Regions from separate parts of the Homo sapiens genome. Here region 1 is linked to region 2. The links are chromatin contacts, found by Hi-C or POLR2A ChIA-PET in ENCODE. All regions are on one chromosome and are shown on one strand. Each heading gives the region's core, a stretch centred on a gene start or an enhancer-like site at or near the end of the contact. The rest is flanking DNA. Distances are from core to core; before and after follow the strand shown.

Evidence for each region. A loop is a pair of places that touch in the nucleus more often than their neighbours do. ChIA-PET counts read pairs that join two places held with the same protein, here RNA polymerase II (POLR2A). Pooled maps may share reads with other maps.
Region 1: a pooled map shows a loop between it and region 2 (2.5-fold over the local background). The contact joins the promoter of PFKP here to the enhancer-like site in region 2. A Hi-C loop is called at or near these places in 5 of 50 pooled maps. POLR2A ChIA-PET finds 5 or more read pairs at or near these places in 4 of 52 experiments (BJ, K562, Panc1 and 1 more).

What each region holds. Positions count from the first base shown.
Region 1 is chr10:3,066,298-3,071,129 of GRCh38, reverse strand. It overlaps PFKP (phosphofructokinase, platelet), which reads right to left and starts at 3,582. Exons shown (of 22, transcript NM_002627.5): 1 at 3,423-3,582. The coding sequence starts at 3,534. LOC124902536 (wiskott-Aldrich syndrome protein family member 1-like) reads right to left here and starts at 4,560. Exons shown (of 1, transcript XM_047426132.1): 1 at 3,782-4,560. The coding sequence starts at 4,427. The coding sequence ends at 3,990. PFKP-DT (PFKP divergent transcript) reads left to right here and starts at 4,197. Exons shown (of 4, transcript NR_160681.1): 1 at 4,197-4,377. RefSeq lists silencers at 1,864-2,063, 2,150-2,330, 2,744-2,923, 3,344-3,743, 3,754-3,853 and an enhancer at 2,474-2,543.
Region 2 is chr10:3,194,563-3,199,561 of GRCh38, reverse strand. No RefSeq gene overlaps it. Among named protein-coding and RNA genes, the nearest start is that of PITRM1, 24 kb to the right of the region's middle. Within about 2 kb of position 2,025, at least 7 of the 41 ENCODE cell types and tissues checked have a DNase peak (open chromatin) inside an H3K27ac peak, as active enhancers do.

The sequences.
Region 1 (4,832 bases), core at 2,333-4,832, 130 kb after region 2:
TTTGCTCACTTTTGAGCATTAACTAGATAAAGCAGCTTCACCAAGAAAGGTCCCTGAAAAACATGGTGGAGATGGTGGAGGCCTGACACAATGGCTCATGTCTGTAGTCCCAGCTCTTTGGGAGGCCAAGGCAGGAGGATCACTACAGGAGGCCAGGAGTTCAAGGCCAGTCTCGGCAGCATAGTGAGATCCTGTCTCTACAAAAATAATAATAATAATAATAATAATAATTAGCTGGTCATGATGGTGCATTCCTGTCTTCCCAGCTACTCAGAAGGTTGAGGCAGGAGGATCACTTGAGCCCAGGAGTTTGAGGCTGCAGTGAGCTATGATGGCACCACTACACTCTGGCCTGGGTGACACAGCCAGACATAAGTACTCTTCGTGGTCTACGGGAGAGTACAATATTTGGAATTAAGATCTGTTTTGCTCCTATCACAATCACGTATGCACCTCATGCCCTTACCTAACTTACTTTTCTTTCTGAGTCTTTCTCCCCACTTCCAAAATGAGGACACGCCTCTCTTGGGATCATGTATTTAGGCTTGGAGATAAGAAGTGTAAAGCTCTTAGAATACAAAATGTTTTCAACAAATGGTAGCTATGATCATCTTAATATACGGAATTTTACCATAATTTCACATCTGACAGAAAATTCCCCTGAAATTAATACGTGAATGTGAATATGTTCTCTCATCTCTAGCTACAAGCAATAGTCTTCTATGTCAGGGAAAATCAAGTACTAACATAGAATCAGAATAAAATGGTAAAAGAATGGGGACACTGAGATATTCTCGAGGAATAACCTACTTACTGTAAGGGTTTGTAAATCTGTGGCAGCTAAGACCAGGCCCTCTGAGTACATCTGGAGGTGAACTTCCTTAAAAGAAATGCGTCCAAATGCTCCAACAGGTTCAAGATCGTATCACCGAAGGGTAAAGCTCTTTACAGAGTCTACAAAAAAATTGTGACTTCAGCTCTGCCAGGGAAAGAGTGCCCAGGCGACCCGCCATGGCGGGCTTCCCCAGGGACAGCCCAGGTGTGACCCATGTGGGCTCGAGGCCACCATATTTGATGCCACCTGCAGAGCTGAGGGCAGCTGTCTCCTATTAACCCGAGGTTGCAGCAACCAAGCCGCGTTCCCCACATAATATTGGTTTCCAAAGTATCATTTTCCCCAGAAAAGAAGAGGCGTGGACTTACTAACCTTCAATATGTCTAACTCCTCCCAGGTGGCAAAACCAGGGTAACAGAGAACACCGCGATTCTGCCAATGTATCCTAATCTCACATGCCTGTACACAAACTCCCGCGCATTTTAGCAAGCTTTTGGACATGGAGCTCAAAGGAATGACCCATAAATATTTTCCAATACATGCAGTATCTTAATTTTTTTTCTTTCTTTTTTTTTGTAGACACAGAGTCTCACTATGTTGCCCAGGATGCTCTGGAACTCCTCGGCTCAAGCGAGCCTCCTGCCTCGGCCTCCCAAAGCACTGGGATGACAAGCATGAGCCACCGTACAAGGCCCACAGCACCTAAATTCCAAAATAACCTTGAAACCCTGACTTTCCACCCGCCCTGGTGGCTTCCAGAGATCAGTTCCTCTTCCTGTGCCAAAGGTTTCTTGTCTTTCGCGGCCCAGGTAAGGTCACTCAAGGTGCTCCCTCTGCTTCTGAAGGCCTTTGACTGAGAAGCCACTCTGGGTCCTATCCCGACCCCAAGGCGGCTCCATTCGTACCCGCACATCTCCGGGCCGGTTTAAGTCACGCGGGCCAGGCTATTTCCACTTCACTCTCCTGTTTCTTCAATCCCATCCTCTGCTGCATCACGTTTTCTTTCTCTGAGAACCCAGCCCTGCAGGAAGAACGTTGATGCTGGGGTCCTTTTACTGGAATGCTAACGCCAGAGCACTTCCCGGGGGCGCTGCAGGGCGGGCTGCGGGGCGGGGCCTGGCGCTGCCACCCGGGTCTCCCGCGGGGGGCGCTGGGCCTGGGGAGGCTGCGCTGCGGGCCTGGGGAGCGCGCGGCGCACGGGTGTCGGGGCCGGGGCTCGTGGAGACGACGGGCCGGGCATCACGTAGGCGCTCGTGGCGGGCGGGGCGGCGCCCACAGCGCCTCAACCTGCGGCACCCGCGCCCGCCCCGCGCGCTCAAGGGCGAAGGGAAGGTCACCCGCGCAGTGGGCAGGGGGTGCATCCCCGCTCCAACCCTGTGCAGTGCGCGGCCCCGAAACGGGAGGAAATCCGCCATCCGGGCCTTTCCACGCATCTGCGGCAGGAGGAACCGGGAAAACAAAAATCAAAACCCAGCTCGGGGCGCGCCGCGTCTCCAGCCTGCGCGATCGCTAAGGCTCCCAGGTTGCGTTCGCCTGGGAAGCGCCGATCTACCCGCCAGGGATTGCACGGATCGGGACACTCCATCATCCGGGCACCGGCGCCCCCACGTGCACCCGGGGCCTGGGGCGCGCCGAGTCTCCGCCACCTTCCGCTCTTCAATGTTAAATATCCTCCCGGCGCGCCCGCGTCCGTGGGCCCAGCCTCGGGCCCCTCCTAGAGAGCAGCTTCCACATTGCAGGGCAGGGAAGCCCGGAGCCCGCGCCGCGGCGCCGCTGACATCCCGGAGTCCCCGCTTCCTGATCCTTCCCGTCTGCGGAGGCTGGCGGGGAGGGCCTGGGACCCATTTTGGTTTTCGTTTTTGTCACGAGCCGGAAGGCGACAGCACATGCGAGCGCAGGAAACCCTTTTTAAAAATCTCCCAGCGGAAACGCGAGGGGCTGCCGGACCGCCCTGGAGACGCCAGGCGGGAACCCCGCGCACCCCCGCCGCGTCCCGCATTGCAGCAGCCAGGACCCCGCCCACGCCGCGCAGGGCACGAGGCGACAGGAGGCGCGCGGGGACCCAGCCGTTTCTTCCTCGACATTCTAGGGGGTGGCGTGCGGCGGAGTTGGGGGGCGGGGGGGCACTTAGGAAGTGATCGCGCTGTACCCACGCTTCGGAGGGGACGCCCGGCCCCGTCCTACAGCTCAGAGGCAGAACGACCCCCGAGGGCGCTTCAGGCGACTCCCTCTGCCAGGTTCCATTTAAAACAAAACCGAAGGTGGAAAACTCACTGATCTTCCGGATGGAGGTTCCTACCGCCATGTCCCTTCCTCCCCCGCCCCACCGGGCAAGGACCCCGGGGCTGCCTCGCCGGCTCATGCCGCCCCGCAGGTACCCCTGCCGCTTCCGGGCGCGGGCTTCTTCCCGGTTCTCCCCATCGCTTCCCCGCTCTTCTCCCCGGTTCTCCCCATCGCTTCGCCACCTTTCCCCGGGTCCCCCCCATCGCTTCCCCCCTCTTCTCTCCGGTCACCCCATCGCCTTCGCCCGGTTCTCCCCAGCTCCGTCCGTCCGTCCCTCCCTCGCCGCCGGGAGGGGGGCGCGCACCTTGAGCATCCCCGCCGCTGGTCAGCACGCCGATGGCCTTGCCGGCCCCGGAGAGGTGCTCCAGGAACTTCCGCAAGGAGCCCTTGGGGGCCCGGGAGTCGTCCGCGTCCATGGCGAGGAGGCCGAGGGGAGCCGCACGTCCGGGTGCGCAGCAGGCAATGGGGACCCTGCCCGCGCGCGCCTGACTCGGAACCGCCGCCCCGCCCGCGCCCCCGCCCGGCCCCAGCGCCAATGGGCGGTGACGGGCGGGGCCCGAGCGTATGGGAGGGGCTGCGGGGGAGGGGGCGCGGGCGCGGCTAGGGGCAGGGGCCGGGGCTGGGGCGGGTGTGGGCAGGAGCATCTACGCGGGGGTCGTCGTAGGTGGGGGCCGCGCTAGCGGTGCGGGAGGCGGCAGAGGCAGGGGTAGCGCCACAGGTGGGCGGGTCCCTGCTAGTGGGGCCGCATCGCAGGTGCGCGAGCCTCGCGGGTGGGCTGGAGGACTCTGGTTGGGGGCTCTAGAGATGACGGGAGCGCCACAGGTGGGGCAGGGGCAGCGTCCGGAGGAGGGGAGACCGCAGGGGGCCGGGGTCACATCGTTTGCGGGGCGCGCCAGGGCGGGGCGGGATAGAACGCCGGGAGCATCTCCCGGGGGGGCGAGGGAGACCGTGAGTGGGCGCGAGCGCCGGGGCGGGTGGAAACCCCGCAGTTGCGGGGAGCGCCGATGGCGGGGAGGGGTGGAATGGGGGCGCGGAGACCCCACCTGGACGCGGAGGCTCGCGGCAGGCCCGGCCGCTCGGGCCGTTGTGGGGGCCGAGCCCGGCCGCGCGCACAGCTTCTAGTGGCCCGCAAGATTCCTCCTGGGGCGGCGCTGGGAGCCTCGGGGCTCGGCTTCCTCGACCCCCGCCCCCAGGTTTCCTCTGCAGCCTGAGGTCGGGAAGGACGGACGGAGAGTGGATCCTCCAGGTGGTGGGAAAAGGTGAGCGTGGCGGGCTGGGCCATGACGAAGCTGCCATTTCCCGGGCCCATGGGGGCTGTGGTGCTCCTGGGCCCCCAGCCCCGCCCTTGGGGGGAAGAAGCCGTGGGGTGGAGGAAGGTATCGGGGCGCGACCCTCAGAGACGCCCTGGCGGCGCCCCGGCCTGGGCGCTGGAAAGTCAGAGTGGGGCAGGAGGAGGCGCAACAGGACTGGCCTGGCGGGGAGGCGGGGAGGCGGGAGGACCCTCCCTCCCCACGGACACGCGCGCTGCTGTACGCTCTGCCTGACCTCGGCCGGCTCCACTGGCCAGCTCCACGTACTGAAATACTCACATCCAATGCACTGTGCGGTTGCCCATCCACAGCTTAACAGCCTGGTGCCAGTTACCCTGCGATGGGAGAGGGGGCAGCCCCCATAGAAGCACGGGCTTATGGGACCCGGGTTCCTTCAGTGCTCA
Region 2 (4,999 bases), core at 776-3,275:
CTGCTGACACCACAACCTGAATTCTCACTCTGGTCCCGGCCCAGACACACAAATGGGCCTCACCTGCCCTGACAGTGGAGGAGACCCTAAGCAGCTAGGGACCCTAACCAGCCAGGGACCCTAACCAGACTGGGGACCCTGGGGCTGCGCTGGGCAGGTGAGGCCCGTGTGTGTTTGTGCTTCAGTTTGCCCCATGACATCCGTGCACGTGACCGTCTGTTCTGTGTTTGTTCTGCCTGAATGTGTGAGAAAGCTGCCCCGATTTCTACTAAAACTAAACCCAGGCTGGGAGAGACCTCCAGGTCAGCAGGAGCTAAGGGGGTGCAGAAAAGCTGAGGCCAGTGGCTGGATCCCTTCCCCACATCTGTCTCCATCTGTGTGATCTCTCTGCTGCTTCTTCAAGGCTGAGCCACGCTTCCCCAGCCTGGTGTCTCTGTGCACGAGGGCTGTCGCCACAAAGCACCACAGACTGGGGGTTTAACTCCCAGCAAGGTATTTCTCACAGTCCTAGAGGCTGCAAGTCTGAGATGATGGTGTGGGCAGGGCCAGTTCATCCTGAGTCCTCTCCATGGCTTGCAGACGGCGTCTTCTCCCTGTGTCCTCACAGGGTCGTCCCTCTGTGTGCACCTGCATCCGAATCTCCTCCTCTTATCAGGACATCAACCCTGTGGTTTAGAGACTACCCTGATGGCCTCATTTTACATTAATTACCTCTTTAAAGACCCTATCTCCAAATACAGTCATAATCTGAGGTCCCAGGGGTTGGGGCTTCCATGTAGGATTTCCTGGGAGACACAATTCGGCCATCACATGACCACCAGTGTCCCCTTGGGCATGCATTGAATGCTTGTGTTCACCCCAAAAATTCATGTCAAAGCCCAAGCCCCTCATATGGCAGTATTTAGAGGCAGGAACTTGGGGAGACAATGAGGGTTGGATGAAGCTATGACTTGGGGCCCCACGATGGGACCAGCGCTGTAAAAAGAAGAGGAAGGGGGCAGAGCTCTCTCTCTCTCCCTCTCCTCTCTCTGTCTCTCCTCTCTCTCTCTCCCCCACCCCCATGTGAGGATACAGTGAGAAGGTGCCCTCTCTCAACCAGGAAAAGGCCCTCATCAGCAAGTGAATCTGCCGGTGCCTTGACCTTAGACTTCAGTCTCCAGAACTGTGAGGAATCCCTGTTTGCTGCTGAAGTCACTCAGTCTTCGGTATTTTGTCACGGCCCGAGCTGGCTAAGACAACCAAGCACTTCTTAAGTAACGAATGGGCCCTTCTCAGAGCCCAAATTAGCCCTAAACACGATTCACCTGAAACACTGGGCATTCCAATCCTAAATCATGAGAATCAGCTGAGCTTCAGACTGGTTTAAATGCCAAAGAATAAACAAGAGAATGCAATATTCAAAAAGACATTAAAGTTTGAATTATCTCAATCACCTGCATATATCCAATTGGCTAGATTTTCACATTTTCAAATAAATATTGACTGCATTTGCACTCAGTGGAACTATATTCCTAAGTAATATTCTGGGAGTTGTATACAAGACAATTTTATGAAGCCTCTTTAACATCACCTCGTTTTAGAGTCTGTGTCACATAATTGACACCCGCCGTGCTGGGGGCAGTGTGGTTTGCCACAGTCGCAATCACTGGCGAATGAGCTAATCCCGAAAGTTGTTTTATGAGCTTCTTTTCACCAGTGACACCGAAGCACTGATCCCTGTCCCTGATAAGCCTCGTGTAATGACTCAACCCTAAGAAATCCACAAACAGACAGCTATCCCTTAAATGAATGCATTTTTGAGAGATCCCAGTGAAAATTCTGAGCTGCCGTTGCTGGAAGACCTGATGGGGACGTCTCCTTTCGCTGCTCCATGTGGTAACGCAATGGTCAGCGGTCACTCCCTCCTGATGGAAGGAACCAGCAGCACCTGCCTGCTACCAGCTGTAGAACGAGGGAGACTGAGTGGGAGACGTTCCCAGAGTCTCGGCAGCGCCCGGCCCGGTTCAGCCAGGCCTCTGCTGCCCTCCGGTGGCCTTCGGCTGGAAGCAGCGGACAGAGAGTCCCGCTGCAGGAGGCTGGGACGCAGAGCATTCCTGGAATTAATTCCTGGACTGCTGGGAAAGCGGCCGGGGTGTCTGGGGTGTGCAGGACTAAAGCAAACCACTCAGCCCTCGGCCTGTAACTCCTTGCTTCCCCCAGTGCATTTTTCTCCTTGGTAAAATCCAGATGAAATGAACCAAAAGAAAAAGCAGCCTCCAAGATGAGAGGTCCCGGAAGGAAGCCTTGGAAGGAAGCGAGGGGACGCCCCTGGCCTCGGCCTCATTGCCTGTTCCTTCTCCTCGGCAGCTCTGCATGGCCCCCCAGCAGGACAGCTCATCCAAGGACACCCCTGCCTGGGGCCTGAGGACCCACCTGCAGGGCCAGACCCCCCTCCCCACCCCGGGGTGAACACAGCCCCCACAGGCCCCAGTGGGCGGGAATGTTCCCCGTGGTGGCCATTCACATAACAGGACAAAAGAGCCCCCACGTTTGCTGGGATGACTCTTGGGAGACCGCCAGCAAGTTGCAGACCACGGCAGAGGCCGAGCTGAGATGGGAATTCCATGCCCAGGTCTCCCTGGACTGAGGGAACGTGATAGAAAGCTGAAATAGAAACAGAAACAATAGTGACGCCTCTTTAGAAAGGCTACAACTGAAAACTGGTTCCCAGTCTAGCCTGATGGACACACGATCTGAAGAGATCCAAGACCCGTTTCTGAGAGGAGAGAGAAGACCGTGGCCGGCAGACAGGGGTGATGCTCTCAGCTGCCCTTTTCCAGCCAAGGCCAGAAATGTGGTGTTGCTTTGGCTGGCTTTACACCCAGGACCCCAAGCGAGCTTCCTCCCCAAAGTGGGCTGTCCTCTGGACTCTGGGTTGGGGACATCTCTGAGCCAGCTGGGAGGTCAGAGACAGGTTTACAACCAGGAACCCCCTCCCAGGCCCGGCATGAAGCGTGGGCTGCGTACCTTAAAAATGTGGCTTTAGAAAGTGAAATGTTGGCCGGGCGCAGTGGTTCACACCAGTAATCCCAGCACTTTGGGAGACCGAGATGGGCGGATCACCTGAGGTCAGGAGTTCAAGACCACCCTGGCCAACATGGTGAAACCCCATCTCTGCTAAAAATACAAAACTTGGCCGAATGTGGTGGCGGGCGCCTGTAGTCCCAGCTACTTGGGAGGCTGAGGCATGAGAATTGCTTGAACCCTGGGAGGCAGAGGCTGCAGTGAGCTGAGATCGTGCCACTGCACTCCAGCCTGGGTGACAGAGTGAGACTCCATCTCAAAAAAAAAAAAAAGAAAAAGAAAAAGAAAAGAAAAAAGAAAACAAGAAAGTGAAGCAGCGTCAACACCAGCCAGGCTCAGTACCCTGGAATTACATATTCAGTTTGTGGCCTGATGTGGGGTAAGTTGGTTTCAAAGAAACAATAAACCTGTAATTTTAACAAATTGATGTTTGGCAAACTAGACATTCTAGAAGGCAGTCGTTCAGAGGGCAGCTGCTGGTGGCTGGACAGCTTCTGAACGGGCAGCCAGTGTCCATGGCCAGGTGGGCAGTATTTGCTTCTCAGTTCCAACTGGAATCATGACTCCAAAGCGACAGCTGCCACGAGCAACAGAGAATGGAGAGAGACACACCCAAGCGTGGCCACACAGCAATTCACAGTCAGGAAGGAGAAGCCGGAGAGGGACTCAGCCGATGACCCCAGGAGCCACAGAACTCCCACTCACTGCAGGCGAATCTACCCGGGAGAGAAGGGAAAAGAGGTTCCCCAAACACCACCAGGGAATAGGATGATATTCATAGCAACAAGCATTTATATGATACTCTGTGCTGGGTGCTTTACCTGTATGTACTCATGAATCTTGATAACGCTTGAGCCAGGAGCTCTTCCGTGAACATTGTCGTTTTGTAGAAGAAGAAACAGAGTCACAGGGCCCCCAAGGGACCTGCCCGGGTCCTACAGCTTTAAGAAGTAGAGCTGAACTTACACCCAGGGCCCTGGCTCCAAAGCCCACCCTGGTAATCCATGATGAATCACCCACCTCTGCGTTGGCCTCACCAATAAAGCTCTGATCCAAAGGTCCAGGCTCGGTCCCCGTGGTGGGCTGGTGGCATAACTGGACAAAAATGCCCCAGCGTTTGCTGGGATGGCTCTTGGAAGACCGCCAGCAAGTGGGAGAATACGAGAGAGACCATGCTGAGATGGAAATTCTAGGCCCGTATTCCAATGAACTGAGAAAAACAACGGGAAGCTGAAATAGAAACAGGGGTGATAGTGACATTTTTTTCAGAAGGACCTCCTGGGAAGATGGAAGTGAGGCAGACATGGCCCTTCTCCCGGACACTAGAGCCTGCACAGGCCTTCTCGATGGGTGAAGGGGAGCTGCTCCCCCGGCCTGAGGCCAGCGGGGGAAAGTTCTGGAACCTGAGCCCCTGAGTGTCTCCTGTGATGGGCAGAGCCCTGTGTGGTGACAAAGACAGGTGCTCAGTGTCTGCTGGCTCCTGAGCTTCCATCTGACTCTTCAGGACACAAACTCTCAGGTTTCCACTCCATTTCCCAAAGGGGTCTGTGCACACAGGGGGCCCCAGCCCAGCCCAGGAGCCACCAGGGCCTCCAGTCAGAGGACAGAGTAACAAATTTCAGTGAGGACAAATAGAAAAAACAGTAAGAGGGTAGAAGTGGAGTTAATCAGTTCATTGTTCCCTGTTTCCCTGAACAGAATTTTTTTTTAAGACGGAGCCTTGCTCTGCCACCGAGGCTGGAGTGCAGTGGCGCAGAGCAGCCTTGAGCTCCCGGCTTCAATCCATCTTCCCGTCTCAGCCTCCCGAGTAGCTGGGACCACAGGCATGTGCCACCACACCCAGCTAATGTTTTGTATTTTTTGTAGAGACAGGGTTTCGCTCTGTTGTCCAAACTCGTCTCAGACCCCTGAGCAGAAGCAATCTGCCTGCCTCAGC